3 separate regions of the Mus musculus genome follow, and regions 1 and 2 are each linked to region 3. Evidence: chromatin loops called from intact Hi-C (ENCODE). Cell type or tissue: left cerebral cortex. All regions are shown on one strand.

Region 1 (8,000 bases), 590 kb before region 3:
GAAGAAATGTAGATATTTATTCTTGGGGCAAGATAACTGGAGACAGGACATGTATGCGCGTATAAGCATAGACAAATTGCAGGTGCAGGCTATTTGAGGTTGCTAGCCTGCTGTCTACACTGTGTCTACACAGAGGGGCCAGAAGCCAAGATGCTGAGAGTAATGACACAGAGAGCCTCAGATGCCATTTGGATAGTAAAGGATTTTATGCAAACTTTGCTTGTGTATAAATAGGAGGGTGCAGGACAGAGAGAGGTAAACAACCACAGTGATAACTTAAAGGCCAACAGCAAATGGTCCTCTCCCCATTATTCTCCCTTGAACACTGACTATGACATTAAGAGCTGGATCTGTCCTTCTGTGTCCACAGTGTGTAACTTGATGTAGAGAGGCTGAGAGCTCTTTCCTGGGAAAACTTGTCAAGGTGGGAGCCTTGCTTGAGTTGGAAGAAAGGCTAGAACATTCTAGCAATGGGTCTTAGCCCAACACTCTCCAATTTTCTTTGTATATACTTCATACTATATACATTTTCCTATTACTCTTTGCGTTAAGAAAGGTGAATCTGCTGAGATAATCTTTGCTTGCACTTAGGCATAGGATGGAGTGTCCATGGAGGCCACAGGAAAACACCAGATGTTTTCTCAAGACAGCTTTCCACTAGAATTTTAACGACAGAATTTCTCAGTGAACTTAGAACTCATGAACTTAACTAAGCTATCTCAATGAGCTCTAGGTACTCTCATGTCCCTGTCCCCTGCCCCCCCGGTGCTGGAGTCATAGACAAACATTAGCGGCCCCAGCTTTTTACAGGGTACTAGGAACCAGAATGCAGAGCCTCAGGCTTGTACCATAGGCACTTTACCCACTGAGCCACATCCCATCCTGGATGGGAGACTCTTCATCTGTAGAGTTGCAAAGCTTCCTTACAGAACTAGAGCGAGGAATGCTGTTTGGCAGGAAAATCCTGCAGCACACACAGAAGCTTAAGAAACAGCAGCGATTTCCTGTCCGGGGTGTGCACAGCAGCCTTCTGTGCCGCTGCTTTCACAACTGTGGATTTAACGATGTCAGATTGAAAATATTCAGGGGAAAAAAAGTTCCTCTGTACTGAACACATACAGATCTGTTTCCCTTTGCCAGAGAAGCCCAGTGTAAGGCTCATTTGCAGAGCTTTTACACAGCTTTAGGTGTGGTAAGCCGTGGAGAGAGAGTTTAAAGCACACGAGAGAATGCGATAGGTTACATGCGAGTGTCACACCATTTTATATAAGCACTTGAGCATCTGCAGATGTTGGCATCTGTTGAGGTTCTGAGAACTAATCCCCAGTGAAAACAGAAGGCAGACTGACTGTTACTTGGTGTCATGCCTTTTCTATTATGTAAAGCAAGGATATTCTTCTGGATTAAGCATTAAATGGCCATAATTGCAGCCGATTTAAAATACAGATAAGACAACTTCTTAGCTTTACCACCATTCAATGTCTCAGACAAATTAGACTCCCTGGGTCTTTCATTGTAAACAGAGTGACATTAGACATAGCCCTGAAATCCTCAGCAGAATATGGAAGCTACTTGAGCAGAGACTCTGGGTAGGGGGTGTGGGTTTTGAGAGAATTGTATGAATTGAAATCTTAACTCCTTTTTATATGTGGTTTGCCCTACAGGTGTGCGTAGGGGTTGGGAGGGGCAGAAGAGGCAGTGCCCTGCTCCTCGGTGCAGTGTGGCCAAGAAACCAGTTGTTCTGATGCTGAGTCTGTTCTCGGGCTGTCCTCCTAGAGTGTGCCCCACCAGTTGTTCTGATGCTGAGTCTGTTCTCAGGCTGTTCTAGAGTGTGCCCCCCCCCCAACCAGGCCTATAAGCTACTAGGTCTCTACTACATCTACAGGGAAGAGAGGGGAAGAAGTGAGGGCCCAAGCCCGGCTCTCCTCCCCCAAGCTAGCTCCTTCCCCTTGCCATAGACCAGTTGTCTGTATTGACTCTCCTATGATTCTGAAGTCCATTCTATAGAAAACAGGTCCTGGAGCAGGGGAGACCCTTTCAGCGTCACACTGTCATAAGCACAATCAGATCAACTAGACAGCACAACCAGGCAGGCTGGAGAGAAGTGGAAGGAAGTGGAGTTCAGAGACTCCAGTAGATTCTAAGTAAACTCAAAGGCTGATTCCAGTGTGTGTGTGTGTGTGTGTGTGTGTGTGTGTGTGTGTGTGTATGTGTGTGCACATGTGTGTGTGCCTGTGCATGAGTGTGCTCGTATACCCTCATGTGTCTGATTGTGCATGTGTATGTGGAGACCAAAGATTGATATCAGGTGTCTTTCTCCATTGCTCACCTCCATTAATTTTGAGACAGGGTCTCTCATTCAATCTGGACTTTGTTGATTTGTCTAGACTGCCTGGTCCATGGGACTCAGGGACTCTCCTGTCTCTGTGGTCCCAGCACAGGGCTTTCAGGCATAGGCTATATCATATCACTTTTTCTATGAGTGCTAAGAATGTACACTGTCAACTGCATTATCCCCCCCCCTACCCAGGTCTCCTCCCTAGCTCTCCATTAGGAAAGACCATGACAGCATGACCCGGTGGGGTGACTAAAGGAAGCCTTGTCCTTTGGGATCAGTGGAGGGAAGCAAGTTGTGCAGACAGCAGGAGCAGGCTGATCAAAAGGCTGGGCCCAAGGACAACAAGAGACAAGCCAGGTAGACAGCAGCTGAGGTCTGGGCTTGAGAGTCATTTCAACCAGAGTCTATTGACCTGAGTGTCAGCTAGCTAAGCCATATATCCACAGGGAAATAATAGCTCAGCCTTGTTGCTCTGGGCTGTGGGCAGGTCAATAATTACCACAGAAAGAGCTAAAGAGTCTGTGGAGGGAGAAACATCCAAACACACAGTGGCAGTATAAGATCTTTTAGAAGTTGTGAGCTTGTTCTTTAACTTTTCTTTCTGAGCTCATCCTACAGGGAAAATATCGACTTTCTACCTGCCCTGGGGCACATTCAGCCCCAGCATGACACCACACTGTCACTCTGAGTTTTTTTGGGGTCCATGGTGATTTCTGCAGAGAGGTAGCTTCAGACTCAACCCACCCCCTTTCCTTCTGCTTCTGAAAGACTCTATAGCAGTCACCTTAGAGATACCTGGGGATGGGGCACCCTCTCAGAGGTGAAGGGGAGGGAAGATGGGGGCAAGAACTCTGAGAGGGTACTGGGAGGGGGACAGCATTTGGGATGTAAATAAATAAAATAATTTATTAATTTTAAAAAGCCTTGAACAAAGCAATCACTTATAAAGACTAAAACCATAAGTAGTATCCTGTCCCAACAGCACTATACACATGGTTGGCCCAACCTATGAGTGAAAGCTAGGGGCCTCTAACTGGCCCAGTTCCCACTTCACTCCCCCAACTGCTTCTGTGCCTGGAGGGTGGAATAGTACTATTCTCTGCAGGAGACATGCAATTTAGGTAGCAGCTCCCAGCAAACATGGAGAGCCAGCATCATGGGTTTCATTTCCTCTATAGCCAGTCAGTTTGATGTTGGTGGGTATTTCATGCACAGTGTTCAGTGTTTTCTTCAAGCTAGCCCAGTTTGCATGAGCTGTGGGGACATGAACCCTGCCCATCTGTTCTCCTGAGACTGCTATTGTTTCCAGGCCTGGAGAGAGGATACCTCTGCATTCTCCTTCCTGGGATGATACTGTGTTTTCAGGAGAGATGCTGTGGGGGCCCAGTCTGGACCAGGTACTAACACTGCCCCATGTGGCTCAAAGCAGCCAAATCAGAGTAGCTTGCTGACAGGAACCAGTACCTCTCTCACAGGGCGCCTGGCTGGAGGGTTGCTCTGCTCTGAGTAAGGCTACTAAAGAAACTACTCATGATGTGTGCAGGATACAAAGAAATGTATGCCAGACATCCTTGTCTGGGAGGCTTATTGTGAAAAATGATGGAGCCCTAAGCTGTAGATGGAGCAGTAGCAGAGTTTTCCCCTCCTCCAGAAAACTGCCTCCTGCTCCTACACAACTGGGCTTGTGGGCCTTCTGTCTGTATCCATGCTGTGCTCCATGCCCTACCCCCATCACTGCAACCCTTCATGGGATATCTCTGCACACTCTGCCTGACATTGCCCTTGACATCACCTTCTGTTGTTCAGTCAGTGGCTCAGCTTGCTCAGGGACCCCATGGATGTCCCACATTCTTCACTCATTTGAGAGGGGGAGGGAGAGGAGAGGGAGAGGGAGAGGGAGAGGGAGAGGGAGAGGGAGAGGGAGAGGGAGAGGGAGAGGGAGAGGGAGAGGGAGAGGGAGAGGGAGAGGGAGAGGGAGAGGGAGAAGAAAAGAGAAGACTGTGACCTAGAGTGAAATCAGTTCCGGTAGCTGGAAAAACAGAGAAACAACCAACCAACCATATTTGCCAAGGAAAGATCTGGCTTTTCAAATGCTCCAATACCTCATGAAGTCAGAACATAGACACAGTGGGTCTGAGCCTGTTCACTACTGAAAATAGGTCTTCTTGGCTCTATAATACTTGAGTGTAAAGTCAGAAACTCATTTTTACATGATACACAGACATGTATGCACATACACATATGTGCATGTGCATGCATGTACTCACATGTAAACCAGTTAAGTAGTATCCAAATAGAAGTCATTTCACAGAGAAAGCTGTCTCTCACACCTGTTTAGATGCCCAGTCTTCTCTTTTCTTCAGCACCTCTACCCCTCCTCTAGATGCCCTAGTAATATCTTCCCTACACATGTTGATATAATGTCTCCTTTAAGTGTCTTTAAGTGCTGTCTATGCTACATGACCCATACTACATGCTACCCAGTGTATGTAATCAGTGGATAGGCCAGAATCTTCATAAGTCCCTTGAAGCATCTCTCTAGGATCTCTGCCCTTCTGCAGAATGTAGGCTAATGGACAAACTGTCCAAGAAACCTCCTTGACTGGTGTCCCAGAACCTTCTTCTCTTCTAATCTCATCCTGGACTAACTGACAAGAGTGTCCTATTCGATCAGTAGCAAGCTGTGCATGTTTAGCTACAATGACACAATTGTTATCATTATACATTCTTTCCTAAGCACTTCCACCCATTTCTCATGCAAGTCAGTAATTTTTATTCTCATTAGACAAATGAAGTAATGATTCCAAAAGATTTGGTCACTTTTCAAGCCAGCCTTCAAAGCCGAAAGCTCCTGTCTACAGAGCCAACTTGGAGTAGCTCCACCTCCCCTTCAGCCTCCCTCTATCCACACACGCTTTCTTCAGACACTCCTCACTTCCATCTGGCTCTCCAGACACTTGAGCTTTTACCCTCTCTCTCACCTCCACTCAGCTCTTGGCACACTTTTCAATTCCAAATCTTGAGAAACTGACAGGCCTGTAAGTGATGTTTTAGGAGATGTGGGTGGCAGGAGCTCAAAGGACAGCATCCGTGGATTCACTTAAGGCTGGAAACAGCATGCTTCTAAGCCAAGACACCTCTGCTCTGTTAGCAACAGGTTAATGTATACTACTAAGTATATGCTTGTTTGCCTTTTCTTCACCTAAGTAATATGTTATAGTCAGAGTTGACATTTTCCAGGGGACTTGATGACATTCTTATTTGTCCCCTGAATAGAACAACAATTTTAGCTGACATAACATGGAATTCCTCTGACTAGATTAAAAATGATCACAGGGAAGGCTTGTTGGCAAACGGAGCACTCTTGTTTCTAGAGCTGAGACTGAGCATGTAGGTGGATTCACAGTGGTGAGGAGATCCCTGGAGATCACAGAGTTCTCAAGGGAGGACACAACCACCTCTGAGCAATTGCTAGTATAGCAAGAACTATAGATTGAGGCAAATCTGGGCTTATATTCAACATTGCCTGTTTTGAACTTCATGACTTTTGAAACAACTGTTCAGTTTTTATTTTGATATTTAGTTTTCTTAAAAAATTGCCAGCAAACAAAATACTCCTCAAGGTGTACTTTCAGGATTTACTAAATCAGTTGATCAAGTAAATCATTAAGTGAAAGAATCTCTATTCATATTCCCAAAAACTGAAGACTGCCCTTTCTTTGAGAGAGCAAGTATCATATAGAAGTTTAGCAACACACAAATGAAAATATAGCCCATTATGAAATTAGTTTGTTGTTATATTTTGTTTGAAATCAACATAAAATCAATGTTTTTCTACCATTAAGAACTTTGAAAGAAGCCCTTTGGAAAATAATTGTAATCTATTAACTTTACCCACAACTTGTGATAGACAAGATGTCTCAAAACTCTACTTCTGAAACTTGTAATAGCATTTCTGTAGGAAAATATTTCATAGCTGCATAGCTGGGTTATCAGGTTAGTTAGGAACATAAGTAGCAGCCAAAGATGTGAGCACATATTGGATTGACTCAGAAATAAGGCTTGGTGGAATGCTTTCCAGTTTATTTGTCATAGGGGCCAGAGTTGAGACTTTGAATCTACTTGAGTTCTACATAAAACCTTCTCTCACCTTTTTTTCTTGGTGTGAATCAGGAGGAGGCTTAACCCATGGTGAGAATTCTGCTAATTCTGCCAGGGAGAACTTCTGTGAGTTTGGATCATGGAAAAGAATACTTGGCTGGGTCCACTTAACTTGGGGTTTAAATAAAACTAGATGAGAAGGCTTTCTGCTTTCCCAAAATGATTGCAATGATGACGCTGACTCATAAAAGGCCACCCACTCAGAGAGTGAATCAAGATACCCCAGCTCTGGACCCTTGACCAAAGCAAATTCACTCCAGAAAAATGAATTCTACATAAGTCACCTCTCTAACCATAGGACTTATTTAGAATGAGTATGTGTGAAATCAACAAAAGATAGAGATAATCAGCATGGGTAGCCCACATGACAAGACAATTAGTAGAATAGGAGACAGACTTGAATACTGTGTTCCACCAGTAGTAAAAGGAGCATAAAGGAGGCTAGCTGATGTCACTATTTAGATGGCCCCACCCCATCAGACGAATATCTCTTTAAGTATGAAAACCAAAGGACAGAAATGGAAGAGAGGCAACACTTGCAGAAATAATGAGCTATTTATTCTGGATCTACATTCTTGGTGAGCTCTAAGGATAGATCCAGATGGCGGCCTTTGTAATTTATCTCACACTCTTAACTGAGAAAAGAGTACTTTAATTCTAATCTCAAGGGACATCCCCAGAACTATGAAACCAGTCCCTGTTTGTTATACAGTAAAGTAGCTGATTAGAAGTGGATTCTACTAGGTAGACCAGGTGGAGTATAGAAAAGGCTGTGCTGACTCTCCATGTGTGTTCATTCAGGATAAGAATATCATCCGGTCATGACTGCCTATATGTGTCCTGGGTCACAGTAGGAATCACCAGTACCTGACAGCTGTTTAACGAGTCAGCCCCTTAGGTTACAGGGAACACCTAACCCGACTCTTCACTATGTTTCCTTCCCACCACCCAAGAAAAATGGAAGTTTGTTTTAGTTTTTATTTTTTCTGAGCATTTCCCTCTTTAGCCCAGGCTAACTTTGAACTCTGATCCTCTTGCTTCAGCAACCTAAAGCTGAAGTGTTGGGTGAAGGGGAAGGGTGCACTACCACCCCCTCCCCCCGTGACAAGTACCTTGTAAGGACCAAGATGACTTTGCTGTACCTGGTTGAACCTCTGTACCTGGACAAGTGGAATAATAGCAATTAGAATGGCAAACTATTATTTTGATTTCCCTTGATTAAAAACAAACAAACTTAAATGGTGATATCTAAGACTGAACCACAGGGTTGTTCCAATACAAAAGAAGACCAGCCCCCAGTGAGAAAAATATGTGTTCTGTTTCACTTTATGTTTAAAAGTATAGTTTCTTTGACTTCAACTTGAAATTTGGGCTCTACACAGAGAAGAGAATTTTAAAAATTAATTAACTACCATTTTATTGGGTTTTGTTTTGATTATTTTTGAGATAAGGATTTACTAATCCACCTGTGATGGTTTGAATAAGGATGGCCTCCATATGT
Region 2 (8,000 bases), 240 kb before region 3:
TGGAAATGGCAAGTACTATACTGGAGTTGTGAATCCACGGGCTGGAGTCTTGACTCTGGCAATGATCCACTGGGAACATAAGCCATACTAGATAAAGCATGCTGTCAGTTCCTTTAGCTAGAAAAAAGAACACAGCTCTCATGAATGCTGAGATTAAGGGTTACTCCATGACTGGCACTAGGTGGTATACAGTGAGTGGCAGACATTGGGGACAAAAATATATGAGTCAAAATGATGAAGTTGGGAATGCTGTGAAAATATATTAGACGTCTCAGAGGAGGAGCAGAGATTGCCAGGCTAACTAGGAAAAGGAAAGACAAGACTCTGGAGGAAAAAAAAAATCCTAGCAGACTCCAGTCAGCTACCAGCAGGTCCCCAATGTAGAGAACCCACATGGTACCAGTGTCCTTACCCCTAGTGAACTTCTCAGTGTTATACTTTTACACAGTCTGGCATCTGATGCTTCTGATATAACAGCCTGTAATGATGAAATCAAAGAAAACATTTGTCTCTTCCAGTGAGAAGACCAAGCCGGACCACGTCAAGGCTAAGAGAACTGGTAGATCTGAGACTTTAAGTCAGGGTGGCATGGGTGGCCCTTTGCCCCTGCTGCTCAGCCCAGGCCTTTGCCCCTGCCTTTCAGCACCCCATCTCCACGTTTCTTGTACTTACCAACATGCTAGAACAGAAGTTTGTCCTCATATGAATTTGCCTCCTTTGGTAGCAGGAAAGTGACAGCTATTTCTGTGATTGGAATGAAAAGTCATGAGGGAGGAAGAGTCTCTCCACCCATCACACATGCCGGCAGCCTGCACTTCGGTCCATTGTCTTTGTCCCCAGATGTTTTGTGATACCTGCAGCTGTTGTCCAAAACCAGGTTAATTATAATATCCTTGATCTTCTATAAATAGCACACATGATATCTATCTGGTTCACACCCTATGTGCCCTGGAATGTGCATGCACACAGTGATGAACTATTCTAAGCAGTTGTCTTCGGGATGTCTTAGATGTCGAAGCAGGTTGTTGCTGTGCTTCTCATTTTCAGTTGAGTCCGGTGAACACCTTCATCCTTGCTTAGAAAGAGGATGGTGTGTGGTACACATGCAGAAGTCACTGGCCTGAAGGACAATAGCTTTTACATTCAGGACAATATTCTAGGGAGGTCAAGAGGTTAAGAGACACACTCCTTTCCCACTGCAAGTATCCCACCAGCAGATGCCAGAAAAGCCCTGCTGTGAATCAGCGCAGTGCCAAAGGCCCAGCCTGGTCTTCTAATTGGAAAAAAAGCCATCCAGCACATGAAACCTTTTGCTGGAATCTTCCAACAGAAAGCAAATATTCTGCTGGTGATCACATTGTTTTCTCTTGCTGCTGTCTCCCTACAAGGATTTCAAGCAACTAGGAACCACGAAGGACAATAAGGGAATAAGAGGATGTTTTCTGCAGCCGTCTTATATGTTTTGCTATTGGCCACCATGCGTGTTTTGGTATTTAAACATTTAAACAAAAGAAATGCACTATTTGAAAACACAAAGAACTTTATTCTTTCTCACCCAGATGTATAAAGTTTGGGATTGCATATCTTATTCCTTGCTAAAATATGGAAATTAGAGTTTGGTGAGGAAGCACTTGGCTGGGATACATGCTTGCCCCTTTTTCTCGGCCTGCTGTCTCGCTTGTGAGAGTTCATGGAGGGAAAATGCCTTTAAATACCATTGATCTAATAATACACCACATGAGATCCAATTCTTGGCAGAGAACACCTTTTTGCACAAGTACTCTTTGTCAATCAAATGCTTCCATGAAGTAGTCTGAGTAACAGTAGTAACAGAAGTCACACCATTTTGTCACTGCATACCACAGACACTGTGATGTCAACCAATCTGTCAGCATTGAAATGAGGCATTTGGAGAAAAAAAAAAAGTCAGACACAGCATAAATGTGGCTAATGCCACCACGCTATAAGTTGTGCTCTGGTGAGCATTTAATGTGCCTGTGTTCTGAGTGTTGGTCTCCTGCTAGCTCTTTCATTGAAGTCAGATTAATTTCCCAGAACTACCTGTGTGGAGAAGATGACATTCCCTTTTAAGAATATAGGCAGGAACAGACTAAACCCAGCTACCTCTCCTCTTTTAATACCCATAGGAAAGGCTTGTTCCAGAAAACTTGGCTTCCATGGCTATGAACTGTCTCTTTGTTTGCTTTATTGCTTATTAGATTAGGCTCTGATTATGTGGCTGAGGCTGGCCATGAACTCACAGTCCTTCTGCCTCAACCTACCCATACAAAGCTCGATTGCAGGTATGTGTCTGCATGCAGGTTTGAAGCAAGGAGACAGACAGTCCTGGGATTTGAGATCATGTACACTGTGACCCACACAGATGGCAAAGGAAACTGCCCCAAGCCCTTCTAGTTCTGCTTCTTCTATAGAATAGGAATAATTGTGCAAGTCTTAAGCTGGGAACCTGAATGCCTTCATTCCCCTGATGAGGTAGTGGATGCTGAGTAATAAAACTGCTGCCTAGAGAGGGCCCACATTAGCATCTATGTCCCCACTTGCCTCTACAATCTTTTATTATCATTTTCTGTTTCTTTAAATAATAGTTTTTCCTTGTTACCCACTTCAACTGTAGCTTCATCAAATTCAGGCAAACTGGAAGGATGTGAGTAAGACCCAAAACTTGGAAAAGCTCATCCTGGAGATGTGGATCCCACCATCAGTGCTGATTTTCTGGGGGATTTTCTATTATAAGCTATAACTCCTGAGGAAAGAATTTGTGTTTAACTAGGAACTGAAAACCTGAAATAGTTGTATTTGGGGAAGGAGATGAGGAAAGGAGGCATATGTAGCCACGGCCATGCCTCTGAAGTCATGCCATATGGGAGAATATTTCCTCTGGAAGTAAGGCTAGCCATGCTGATATGGGTTATCGAAATGACTGAGATTTCATCTGTATAGTTGCTTCATAGCTAAAAGTATCCATTCAACCAGATGGGCTTGGAAGCTAAAGCATTTGTTTCTAAGGTCTCTGAATTTCAAAAGCCCTTTAAGATCAGAGCAAGGGGGTTAGAGGACTCTCAAGAAAGAGCTCATCAGCTTCTACCTAGAACAAGAGCTAAATTCCACAAGAGCCTGTCAGGACATTCACTGGCCCAGGCCACATTCCCAACTGTCCGTATTGAACTAATGGCCTGCTAAGATTCGGATAAAAGTTTCCCAAAGACCACCTCTATGTGAACACTTGGTTCTTAGCCCAAGGGGGAAAAGGCAGGGGATGGTGCTAGGGCCTTGAGGAAGGTAGTTAGTTGTTGGAGTTGTCTTCTTGGAGAGCATACTGGGAGCCCCGAACTTCCTCTTCCTTTGTCTTTCACATTCCAGACATGGAACACACAGCCTCATCTAGGATGCACTCAGATCGCTGTAAGCCACATCTCCACAGGTCCAAGGGTATTGAGAGACAGCCAGCCAATCAGCCATGGACTAAAACCCACAAAGGGCACCAAAACAAACCGTTTGTCTTCTTAAGTCAGTTGTCTCCAGTGTTTTGTTACAAACGGGGAGAGCTGGCTGACACAGAGCCGGTTAGAACCAGAGCTGGCACACAGGGAAAAATGAAATCCCTGGTGACAGAAAATGTCAGGGGGATGTGGGACTCAAATATTAAAGAGTTTCATTCACATTTCAAGGTCACTGATGAGGAACAATGAGTGTATTGTGGGAATCACTGAATTCAGAACCTGTTAGAGAATCAGGATGCTGGTCTGATCTGGACACTGGTTGTTAGTGACACCTTGGATGTTAAGGCTGTAAGGATACTGGGATTGCACAGAGTCTAAGTATACACATGCATACACACACACACACACACACACACACACACACAAACACACACTCTCACCTATCCCAGGTGCAGGCAGGATGACAGTGCTGCCTTGGAATCCAGAATCCAGGGCAAGTACAACTAACTTAGACCACAAAACACTGAACAGAGAGCACCTTCAACTCCAAGGCAGCATGCCTCAGGCTGGTCACCAGTGCGGATGAACAGTTGGATGGCTGTGGGCTGAGAAAGATGGCAAAGGCCAGCTGTTCTGGGAAAGGAAGTTCTGCAGAAACAGGTGCCAAGCCATCTGTGGTGGAGCAAGACAGATGCCTCACTGAGCTCATGGCAGCCCACGATGCTGCCTCTTCTCCCAACAGAAGCTGCATGGAGAGGCAATAGGAACAAGCAGGAAGGGACTTCAGGATCTGAGCGAGAGGAGGCATGCAGGGAGGTGCAGAAAGTGGTTGTCTTGAATAGGAAAGTACTTGGAAGAGAGTGGAAGAACAAAAGCAGTATAGCTGCATGGCAGGATAGTCAGGGATGGGTGAGGGAGGCCACAGACACAATTGTATGTTCACTTGGAAGTGTGCAGGTGAACCCAGGGTTTAGAAAACTATACCCTAACCTTGATCAAGTGGAATACCTCTCTCTAAATTTAGGACAGGGGAACTTGTTTGTCAATCTTGCTTGCCACAAACATGAGGCCTGCACATGATTATAGCCTGTGATCACAACCTCACTTCATATGCAAGAAAATCTAAGGCAAGTGAAAAGAGAGAGCCTGAGGCACTTGATCAGATAAACACAGTTAGTGAGAACTCAGCCTGGTGAATGACTGGCACAGACTAGCCTGTAAACTCTATGCACTGGCCAAGGCCTGCAGTACCCAGGCTCACAGACCACATACAAGGACTCTGAATAAACTAATCTGGGTTGTGGGTTTGACTCTATTCACATATGTCTGTGCCTTTTATGCATAAGAACAAGCTACACATTCTCAGATAGCACTACGAGGACTTGATAAAAATTTAACTTAACTTTAGTTCAAAAGCAAACTTTGGCCCAAGTGACTCCAAGAGCAGTATACCTCTACATAGATATTCTGTTTCTTTACCTGGGAAGTTGTAAACAAACCAAAGTACTTACAGAGCATGGGTGTCTTGGAGGAAGTATAGCCAAAATAGATAGATAGATAGATAGATAGATAGATAGATAGATAGATAGATAGATAGATAGATAGATAACTCTTACTGTGTCTGCAGCTCTGGGGTTTCCTCTACAATTTGCAGGCAGCATTGCATATGTGGCCATCAAATGAGCTCAACTAGCAAGAAAGCATCCTGTCCTCCACAATTGTCCCCATAACCCTGTGCGTATGGGGCAAACTGTGCATCCTGTATGTTTCAGGTTCTTCCCGAGACTTGTAAGTTGTATTTTCTTTGCTGGAGCCTTGCAACTCTTGTTTATTTCCTGTGTCTCAATGAGGCTCTCTCCTGTAGGGAAGGCCCCAGTCCAGAAGGAAGAACAATACAACATTGAAGCATGGGCGTAGGGAGAGAGGGTGGGAAGGGTGAGAGTGGATGGTAGTGAGGTAGGGAGGGGGTTGGTTGGGGAGGGAGTATTCTGCTCAAGACAGCTCATTCCCAAGCTACACTTCAGGAAGGTCACCATGGAGACTGCTTGCAGGGGCATGTGTGTGTAAGAGGGCCATATAGCACCTTCATCCACACTTTACACTCTAGAAGTCACAAGATACTCTCTCCCCTCTGAGGTCATGAAAGGAAGTCACAACAAACAAAGCCTGGAGAGATGTGGCCACTGCACCTAAACTCTTCAGAGACCCCCAGACTAACTTAATCCTCAAGCAGGGATCATGGGGAGATCACCCCTAAATATTGTCATGGTTCTAGGTTTTCTAGAAAATACCTGTCTATTCTGATGGGAGTTTCCTGGGTACACTTAGGCCCTATTATATGCGCTCATGGGATTTAGTATTCCATCAAAACAAGATATTCTTAGAAAAGTTTTTATCCTAAACACATACATATATAAAAGTATTTTCACAAATGTGTAGTACTTTTTATTTAGAGAAAGCTAATTTCTAATTGTAGAGCCAACATAATTCTCAAAAGAATCTCCCAATAATGGCAATACACAGAAGAAGGCTGTTATGTTAGGAAAGTCACATGGCATTTCATGTTAAATAAACAATTTGCTTTAAAACATAACCCTTAAATATTAAAAGTCCTCTACCCATTTCCCTATCTCATAATGCCTAAGAAAGTGTGTGAAAAATCTCTCACACTATTAATGGTCTGCCCTGAAGGAAGCAAACTGTTCCTCCAGTAACTCTAGAGGGACTCAGTGCCTTCTTGACTTTAGTGTTCCACCCTAGACAGCCCCTGGGTGTTTTGGAGGGTGACTGTTGTCCACTGTCCCTACTGTCCCCAGTTCCTCCAAATCATCTCTCTACCCACCTCCAACACACAGCACCCATTTTCTGCTTTATAAGCTGCTGTAGAGAATTCAGTACTTAGGCATAATTCCACACCTTCCTCTCATTGGATATTTCTTTCCTTTTACAGTCCTAACCCAGCTGCAGAGCTGAAGGTAGGGGTCGAAACGTAGGGCCCTACATTATCTTCACACCACTGTGTGTGATAAAGTGACATTTTTGCTTACAGTAAGATGCACATTCTCTTTGCTGATTGACTATAGTAAACAAAACAGAGAGCCCTTCGGTGTGTATGCTGTGAATGCAGTATGGGTAGGGAGATGGTACCTAGACTGACTTGTAGTTGGTGACCTTGGCAGCAACCTTGCTCTGCTCTGGAACAGGCTAGGCTGGGTCCTACCCTCCCTGTCCCTACCCAAGCCATTTTTGTAACAAGCATAAGCCCCACTGTGCAACAAGAGCAGCGATTCAACATGCCTACCTAAATATTGCACAAAGCCTCACCCTGTGAAAATGCAGATTTCTCCATCTCCATATGCTACCTGTGGTGTGTCTAAATCCTCTGAAGCAAGCCCGAGTCACATGACAAAGCAATTGGGACTGGAAGGAGCTGGCTTCTGGCCTATTTGCCTGAGGATTTAAGAGCTCCCAGGGAGAAATCCTGAAGGAAGAAGGAGCCAGGACATAAACCACTTTGAAGGAGAGGGCAAGCGATTCTGAAGTCTGTGCTGTGCCACATGAATTTATATCTCTGCCTGAGCCCTGGTTGGAGCCACAAGCTACATAAGAAATGCAATTTCTTCTATGAAATACAGGCATCAGGCTGCAGGTGGGCAGGAATTGTCTGGGTGCAGCACCCTGGGTCCTTCTGCACACTTTTCGGAAGAGCATAGGTGCCTATGTTCTTGGAGATTTCGCCCAGTATTACACTTTGCAAACTTATCACCACCAAGGTATGTGCTCACTACTAGTCATGCTAGGTTATAAACATCCAGCATTTTACTAATCCATTCTGTACTTGGTAGATATATTTATGGTTGATTTTCAGATTTTTGCTGTTAGACTTAATGCCCTGGATATTATTTTTCATGCTTTCCTTATTCTGATGCCTTGAATTTCTCATGTGTGTGTGTGTGTTTGTGTGTGTGTGTGTGTGTGTGTGTGTGTATTAAATATGCAAATCTTCTACCTCCCCAGAGAGTGACTAAAGAAGCGCCATCTTTCATAGGAAGAGACATGGCCACCCTCAAGTTTCCCCATCTGTCTTGGTGGTGTTGAATAGTGACATGTTAGGGCTTTTACTAGTCAGGAGTTCGTTTTTATTTTCTAATTTATAATTAAAAACATTTAAAAAATATATTCTGATCACAATTTCTCCTCCCTCATGTCCTCACAGATCATTCTCATATTCCCTACCCTTCTTACTCCATGCCTTCTTTCTCTTTCTTTAGAAAATAAACAGGTAAAAAATTTTAAAGGAATTAAAAATCAAAAACAAAGAAAAAGCAGGAGAAGCACACATATATACCATACACAACACACACACACACACACACACACACACACACACACACACACAAACACACACACACACACGCACACTTTCCCCCAAATATCACTGAGTTTGTTTTGTGTTGGCATTCCCCTGCTGGCATAGGCTCACCTTTAAGTGTTGTTTGTGCTCTCAGTGAGACTCGATTGGAGAAAACTATTTGTGTG
Region 3 (8,000 bases):
ACAGGCCAGCACAAACACCATTGTCCCCATTGTGTCACTTTCCCTAGACAAATCCACCTACTAAGGCACCAAGGATGAGCCAAAGAAACAATTCCATCCCCTCCAGTTTAGTAAGCCAGTGAGTTTACTGGTGCTACTCATGGGTATGTGAGGGGAGACTTCCTCATCAGGGTAAGCATGGGCTGCTCCACAACTCTAGAAAGCTCACTGCAGCAGGGTGCCAACTCACAAAATCTGCACTGCTGGAACCTCCTGCATAACTCTCATTCCTCTCAGTCCCTTGCACACTCTCCTCTCCCAAGCATGCATTATCGCATCTACAAGCACTGCATTTGGGAGAGGCCTGTGAACCTTAGAGGTTCCAGGAACTTCCTGAGGCTTGTACCTTTTTCTTACTTCCTGAGCCTCGATAGAATGGTTTTGTTTGTTTGTTTGTTTGGTTTGGTTTGGTTTGGTTTGGTTTTTGGTTTTTTTCGAGAAAGGGTTTCTCTGTGTAGCCCTGGCTGTCCTGGAACTCACTTTGTAGACCAGGCTGGCCTCGAACTCAGAAATCCACCTGCCTCTGCCTCCCAAGTGCTGGGATTAAAGGCGTGCGCCACCACACCTGGAGATAGAATGTTTTTGACACAACTTCCTTTGCTGAAGCACTATTTCCTAAAAGTCCCACCATCAAATTTGGCAGAGGCTAGAGACCCAGCTGTCAGCATGTGGTCCTTTAGGGGATATTCCAGATACAAATGATGGCAAACAGGCTGTAGACTTAAGCCTATGTCCCTTTCCAACCTCATCACTTATGGCTATTTAATGTCAGCAAATGAATTCACTTCCTAAATTCAGGATGCGGGCTGGATGCTTCCTTTCTGATCCTCTGTTTCTGCCAACTCTGCTCCATCCCAGAGAAGCTTTGGTTGTGTCTGTACTTGGCTGCTGAGCTTTGTGTAAGGGTTTTGTCTTCTCAGTTCCTTCTCAGAAAAACCTCTTGGGCTCCATGTGCCCTTCCCAGAAAGCAGCTGTGCTAGCAAGCAGCTTATGTCACAGGCACTGTTGCCTAAGGAATGCAAATATTCCCCCTCCCTGCTTACCCTGGATGGTAGTGGCTCGGCTGTTTCTCAGACAGAAACTTGGAGCCCACACACAGACTTTGAACTTGTCTTTCTTTCCTGTTGGGCTCCTGGCTGCTGAGAGAGAGCACCCTCATCATTTGTCTTTTGTAGTCTGTGTTTGTTTTAGTTTCATGAACTGTGAATGGGTGAGATAAAGTGGGAATGAGCTATGCTGAGCCCTGAGCAAATGACAGCAATATAGAGTCAGTTGGGGTGTGAGCGGGACATTGGTGCTAAAAGAGGAGAGTCCTAGAATCCAGAAGAAGAAGCTCACGCAAGCCCAGTTCTGTCTCTGTCTCTCCGACTCCCATAGCTTCTTGCCACATGCATCTGCAGAACCAGGCCTCTCAAAGTTGTCCACAAGCCAATCTATGAGTCTGTATCAAGTCACATAATAGAAGAAGTAGAGTCACAGAGGATACTGTGGATGAGGGAGATGAACCCCTTGTGACCATCTGTTCCTTCATCATGAAAGAGAGCAGCTAGAGAAAATATGACTGGCTTTGAAAATGAAGACTGTCCCTGGAGCCAAGGGGTGTGGGCAGTCTCTGGCAGCCCTGAAAGGTACAGAATGCTTATAATAAAGTGCTTATAATTTGTTCTCTGAAGAACTGCATTTAATCTGAACTTGTAACCTTCTTTGCCAAATCTGAAACTCATGCAAACTTGAATTTGAGCCACACAAGTGATAAGGAATTAGTGTGAACATAAAAAGTGATGACATTTTCCAGGGTGTTCTGCCTCTCTTTCGAAGATTTTCAGAATGTGGATTCTATCTGGGAAAGGAGAAATGCTGGAAGCATTCCGTTGGTCGTGTTTCCCATCCAACAATAAAGAACTTCTGAGTTCCTTCCTGGCGTGCCCTGAGCCAATAGTCCCCAAGGTTCCACTCAACCTCTGTCATCCAACTACTAATCCACACACACAGCTAACAAGATACCTCTTCTCCATTTGTTTTCAAGATTCTTCAGGGTGTCCCCTGCTCGGGCATCACAGTGTTCTAGGTGAGCTGGGTAGATTTCGCATGTGTAATTTGGCTCACAAATCCATCTCTTTGGCCCGTCATCAAGAATTCCTCTCTAAGCCTCCTCTCAACTGTCGACAGCCTTCTGCAACACTCAGGCTCCACGATCTGAAAGTGGGGCATGTGCCACCAGAAATGTGAAAGGAAACTGTGCAAACTGTAAAGATATGGCTTCTCTTCTTGGTGACGTGATGAGGTGACAGCTGTGTTTGCAGTTATGTGGCATTGTGGCAGGTGTGCATGGGGTTTATCAGGCTGTGCATCTGTATATATGGTTGGTGAGAGCTTATGGGGGACATGCACATGGTTCATAGTATGCATTTTGAGAAGGAAGAAGGCATGGTTACAGTGTATGCATGTGTATGTGTGCATGTTTGTGTTTGTGGCTACATGCAGTCCTTGTGTATGTGAGGTATTGTGCTGTTCATATGTGGGTATTGATGTAATATGTGCATCAGCAGCTGTATAGAATATGAGTGTAGAGGTATTGGGATATGTGCATGTGTGCATAGTTTCATGGAACTCATATATGTAGTGACAAAGTATATGTAAGGTATGTGTACATATAGTGTTGTTAAATGTGTGTGTGTGTGTGTGTGTGTGTGTATATATATCCTATCAACAATATATATGAGGTGTGTGATGGGTGTATACATAGGATGTTGTTGGTTTATGTTGTATGTGTTGATTTAGTTCATACATATCAGGATATGAGGTGTGTCTATAGAGATATTAGGATGTGCATGTGTATAGTTAAGTAGGGTGGATATGTATAGGGTGAGTATATAGGTAGGTGGCATTTTCATGTACATGCATCTTCACAGTTATTTAGGGGACCTATCCTGAGATGTCTGTATATGGTTTGCATGACATGTTCCAGTTTGGGTGCTGGAGTTCTTCATGTTTGTGATTATACAGAACTATAGGGTGCACACTATATGTGTACGTATGTGTATGGAAAATGTACAGCTTGTCTGTTAATGTGGTTATGTAGGACATGTATATGAGTGTGTAGAGATATCTGTTGTGCGAATGTATTTATATGGGGTATGTTTCCAAGCAATACATGTACACACTTGACTGGTGTGATGTGGAAGAATTGTACACATGCTATAAATCTCATAGGCTTTGGGTAGCATCAAAATCAAGACCTCACCCCTCTCTTTTTATTCATTCATTCTCCCACATATGTGGAAAGTAGCCTGGTCCACGTAGGGTTCCCTTTGCTTGAGTCCTCCATCCTGCCTGGTGTCCCCTTTGGGGCCAGTTGGTAAGAAGGCATGGAATCGATGGTTCAGACTCTGGGAGCAGGTGAGAATGCAGCAGCAAGCTCATTTATCAATCCTTGGAGAGTGCTGCTTATACCCTCTACCTGTGTCCCATTGGTCCCAAGCAAATGTGTCCTCCAAGTAGCAGTTCCCAAGTGACTGTCATCATATCATCAATCTCTAGGCTCTCAGGCAGGCTTCAGCCTGGCCCTCATGCAGAAGTTGCCTCCACGGCTGCTTGGCCTCACTCACTGTTTACAGACGTTTATGCTGAAGCAAACACCCACCACCTTGTCAGTGAGGCCTGCTGTTCCTCCTCCGGGTTTCCTGGTTCAACAGTGAACAACACAGGCAAGACTTGCGTTCACTTACATGGGATAAGAGATAATTCACTTAAAGTAAAACCTACACAAAAAATCATTTGTTAAGTCAGCAAATGCCAGTTGAGATTAAAACACAACAAATGAGATATAAAGAAGGGACAAGGATAGCCATCTGGCTATGGAGACCTTTAAAGTTTGTTGTGGCAGAATAGGGCTGACATGGTAACAAACATGGCTTTTGGAGCCACCTATGAGCTGCATGGGAACCTAAAATGGACTGAGTGTGGTCAGGTGCAATGGTCTCTAAGCCACTGCAAGGCACCTTCTCATCCCATGAATGCATGGGAAGCAAATGATGGGGCTAGGACTGCAGTGGTTTCTCACACTTCAGTGAGATAGAGAGGAAAGGGCCAAGAGTGGGCAAGAGTGAGAAACACAACCAAGAAGGAAATGGGGCAAGTAGGATTTTAATTCTCCCTTTCTTGCTGAGCACTTCTCTCTCAAAGCCCCCTGTTCAGACTCTCCTCAATTTCAGATGGGAATAGGCCTTGATAAATCCAACACAAATTGCATATGTCATACATTTAAATATATATATTCAATTAAGATCGAGCTATTCAACATTCTAGCATAGAGACAGAGGGTTTTGAAAGCCTATACCCTTAACTGCAAAGCAATTGACAGTTGATAACTTTGGGGAGAGAGAGTATGTATTTTTTTTTAAGGTTGTGGCTCCTGGTAGGTCAACAGTACTCCAGAAGATGGCCACAAACCATGAGTATATGGGGATATGGGCTATACAAATTAGAATCAATAGAAAGAAGGAAAAGGAAGAGGAGGAGGATGACAATGATGACGAATACAATGACAACAACAACAATGACGAGGAAGAGGGTAAGGGTGAGGGGTGAGGAGGCGGGTAAGAGAAAAGGGAGGTATATTAAATGAGTATATTTTTTCCCTTGAGGGAGAAAGTAATATCGCTGTATTGGAAGAACAAGGAGGCCCCAATCATTCTGTGAGATGAAGTGTGAGTGCGTTCAGAGGGGCTGGGGTCATGCACATAGGCAGCTACTAGGAAGTTTCATCTATTCTTTTGTGGTGTGACTAGGAGCAGGGTAGGTTGTTCTCAGTACCTATACATATTGTTTATTGTTTCTGTAAGTAGAGTGGACCAGTCAGGCTGAGTCCATGCAATTCTTTATGACAAGGGGACTATAGCCTAATACACCCTGACTCAATTCCTCAAGACCTGAGCCCTATCACCCAACAAGACTAGGTACAAGATCAATATCCATGGTCCACCTCTGACCCTGTGCATGCATACAGGATGATGTGAGCAGTTCAGAGTCTCTTCAATGTTGACATTGTAAGTCAGCATAGCTCCTGGGTTAGGGAAGGATAGCATGAAAAGGCAGCATGTATGCTCAGCTGTGAAACAGCCTCCGTGAGTAGGCTGTATCAGCCCCTGTGCTATGGTCCCTCCCAGAAGTGAGAAACAAATTAAAATTCATATTCTGCCAAGTACCTGCCAAGGGACAAAGGCATTCAAGTTCAGAGCCATAGAAACTAGCCTTTAACAAATACTGAGATAGCAGACGTAACTCTTAGAACACAGGCTTGAACAGGCTATGCCTCTCCATAGGTCTCTGAGACTGAGTTCTTCTGTGACTTGACAGCTCTCAATTTGTGGTACCTGATTCCTCCATGCTCCCTGCCATGTGCAGTATGTGAAACTAAGTTATATGATGTAAAATTCCCCATCACTTCTGAAAGTTAGGCCTTTGCTTTGTTCGGCAGACTTGTCCAGATTCCTCAGGGAGATGGGGATTTGGTACAAAGATGCCGCCGGAGATGAAGGAGATGAAGTGGTTGCTCTTAGGCCAACCCACTTTCATCCCTCTCATCTCATAGTCTCTCTTCCTCTCTTTCTTCTTCTCCCCTTCCACCTTCTCATACACACTACACACACACACACACACACACACACACAAACACATGTGCACACATGAGAGAGAGAGAGAGAGAGAGAGAGAGAGAGAGATTTTGGCCTGAGAAGCTGATGAATGGGAAAGTAAAACATAAGATCTGCCACCAAGGTCCAATGAAGGGAGGATTTTGTTAGTCAGTTCACATTGTTACTGGACAGCGGACAATCAATAGTCACTGCTGAGTAAAGTGCCCCCATCCTGTCAGAACAGAGCCACAGAGCTCTGCCATGCTCCTGTTGTCATCTGTCAAGACATATCTACAGGTGCATATGTGTAAGACCCACAGAGCTCCTTGTGTTTGCTCTGGGAGCTGAGACAAGACAAAGTCAGGAAGCAGCCAGGGCTTGGCATTGACGTGTAAATGAGCCAAAGATGAAGCCCATTTGCTGTGTGTCTGATCTCCATGTCAATGCTTGACTCTCCTGTCAGTCTTTATGCAAAGGAGTCAGGGAATAGGCATTCTTCTTATCACCCTTGAACAGATGTTAAAAATTTACTCCCTGGAATGGTTGTGTGCAAACACAACAAGGCAAAGTAGGGGAAGGCACTTTCCAGGTTGATTCACATGCAAACGGTATTTTGAAGTTATTCATCTTCTTTGAAAGGCAATAACTGCCTTGAAGAGAACTCTGACTTTAAGGTTTTGGCAGCCTCATTTATAGGTCCAGGGTCCATACTCAGAGGCAAAGTCAATGAATGCCAGAGGGAGGGCTAGCAACTTGACTCAGTGGATTATCTATCCAGAATCTTCTAGTGTTATTCACTTCTAGGATCACTGAAACTTCTGTTTAGACCTCATGTTTAGATCTTTTATGATGACAAACTCAGTCTCCTGGTCTTCATGAAATGAGTAAAGTTGGGACACTTCAGATATATTAAAACGTCTTCCGTGGTGTTAGCAGATCATTGCACTGATTTAGGAAGAAGAAGGAGGAGGAGGAGGAGGAGGAAGAGAAGGAGGAGGAGGAGGAGGAGGAGGGGGAGGAGGAGGGGGGAGGGGAGGAGGAGGGGAGGGGGAGGAGGATGGGGGAGGAGGAGGAGGAGGAGGAGGGGAGGGGGTAGGAGGAGGAGGAGGAAAAAGAAAGAAAGAAAGAAAGAAAGAAAGAAAGAAAGAAAGAAAGAAAGAAAGAAAGAAAAGAAAAACTAGTTTCCAGACAGTATATATATCTGCAGGGTGCTGAAGACCTGAGGCTGAGTTCTGAGTTTCATTGAATTCTCAACTGTATGCTTTTGAAAAAAAGAAAGAGAAGGGGAGAAGAGAGGGAGGGAGGGAGGAAGGAAGGAAGGAAGGAAGGAAGGAAGGAAGGAAGGAAGGAAGGAAGGAAGGAAGGAAGGAAGGAAGGAAGAAATTGGATTTGTTGTGGCTTGACATGATGGGAAGAAGGGAGAGTCAGTGTTCTCCAGAAAAACAGAAGCAATACAATGAATAAGTATCAAAATAAGAGTTGTTAGATTGTCTACATGATATGGGCAGAGTAGCCCAACAATGACTATCTCAGACTGGAAAGGCTGAGAACCTGGTGGTTTCTCAATGCACAAGTAAAGTGCATGTGCATGCTGGAGTGCACCTCTTGGATAACTCCAGGTCTCATCAAGTTAACAGTCAAGATTAACCACCATGTCTACTAACTCTGTTCTAAACGCCACATTAGGCAGGCAGAGTGGAGTACATGAGATCTTGGTGGTATAGCTCAGTGTGTGGTTTGAAAATGTTTGGCCAGGGAGTGGCACTATTAGAAGGTGTGGCCTTGTTGGAGGAAGTAACTGTGGGGATGGGCTTTGAGACTCATCTCCTAGCTGCCCCTGAGACAGTTTCTCCTGGCTGCAGTCAGATGAAGATGTAGAACTCTTGGCTTCTTCTTTAGCACTGTTTCTGCCTGGACATGGCCATGCTTCCTGCCATGATGATAATGTACTGAATCTATGAACCTGTAAGCTAGCTCCAGTTAAATGTCCCTTAGAAGAGTTGCGTTGATCATGGTGTCTCTTCTCAGCATTTGAAACCCTAACTAAAAGACTCAGCCTATCTCAAAGTCTTGATGTAGCTGAACAGAGGCAGAAGGACTCTCTAGAAATGTGTTTTGGCCTCATCCTCCACAGTGCATCTCCTGGAAGCAACTGTAAGGCTGGTGAATGTACCTATGACCATTACTCATGAATTCTGCTCAATTTCTTCTTCAGGGTACCACTACAAGTATATACAGTCACTTGGATGCTCTGTGGCAGGTATGAGCCCTCAGGCTACATCCTATGAGATGCTAGTGGGGACCCTCTGGGCAGCTTCTCTCTGC

Evidence for each region. A loop is a pair of places that touch in the nucleus more often than their neighbours do. Peaks named below come from ENCODE experiments on the same cell type or tissue, not always from the same donor. Only the 100,000 strongest peaks of a DNase experiment are listed, where the experiment ranks them.
Region 1: a loop joins it to region 3, with 2.0 times the contacts of the local background. A loop is called at or near these places in 3 of 42 quality-filtered maps.
Region 2: a loop joins it to region 3, with 2.3 times the contacts of the local background. A loop is called at or near these places in 3 of 42 quality-filtered maps.

Annotation. Positions count from the first base shown.
Region 1 is chr12:27,129,339-27,137,338 of GRCm38, reverse strand. No RefSeq gene overlaps it. Among named protein-coding and RNA genes, the nearest start is that of Gm20187, 18 kb to the right of the region's middle. In left cerebral cortex, a CTCF peak has its summit at 3,729; DNase peaks (open chromatin) are centred at 5,332, 5,683, 6,580, 7,026 and 1 more place.
Region 2 is chr12:26,777,841-26,785,840 of GRCm38, reverse strand. No RefSeq gene overlaps it. Among named protein-coding and RNA genes, the nearest start is that of 4933409F18Rik, 53 kb to the left of the region's middle. In left cerebral cortex, no CTCF peak of the experiment used is centred here; DNase peaks (open chromatin) are centred at 61, 4,133 and 6,866.
Region 3 is chr12:26,540,746-26,548,745 of GRCm38, reverse strand. No RefSeq gene overlaps it. Among named protein-coding and RNA genes, the nearest start is that of 1700020D12Rik, 68 kb to the left of the region's middle. In left cerebral cortex, no CTCF peak of the experiment used is centred here; DNase peaks (open chromatin) are centred at 1,567, 1,946, 2,189, 3,688 and 1 more place.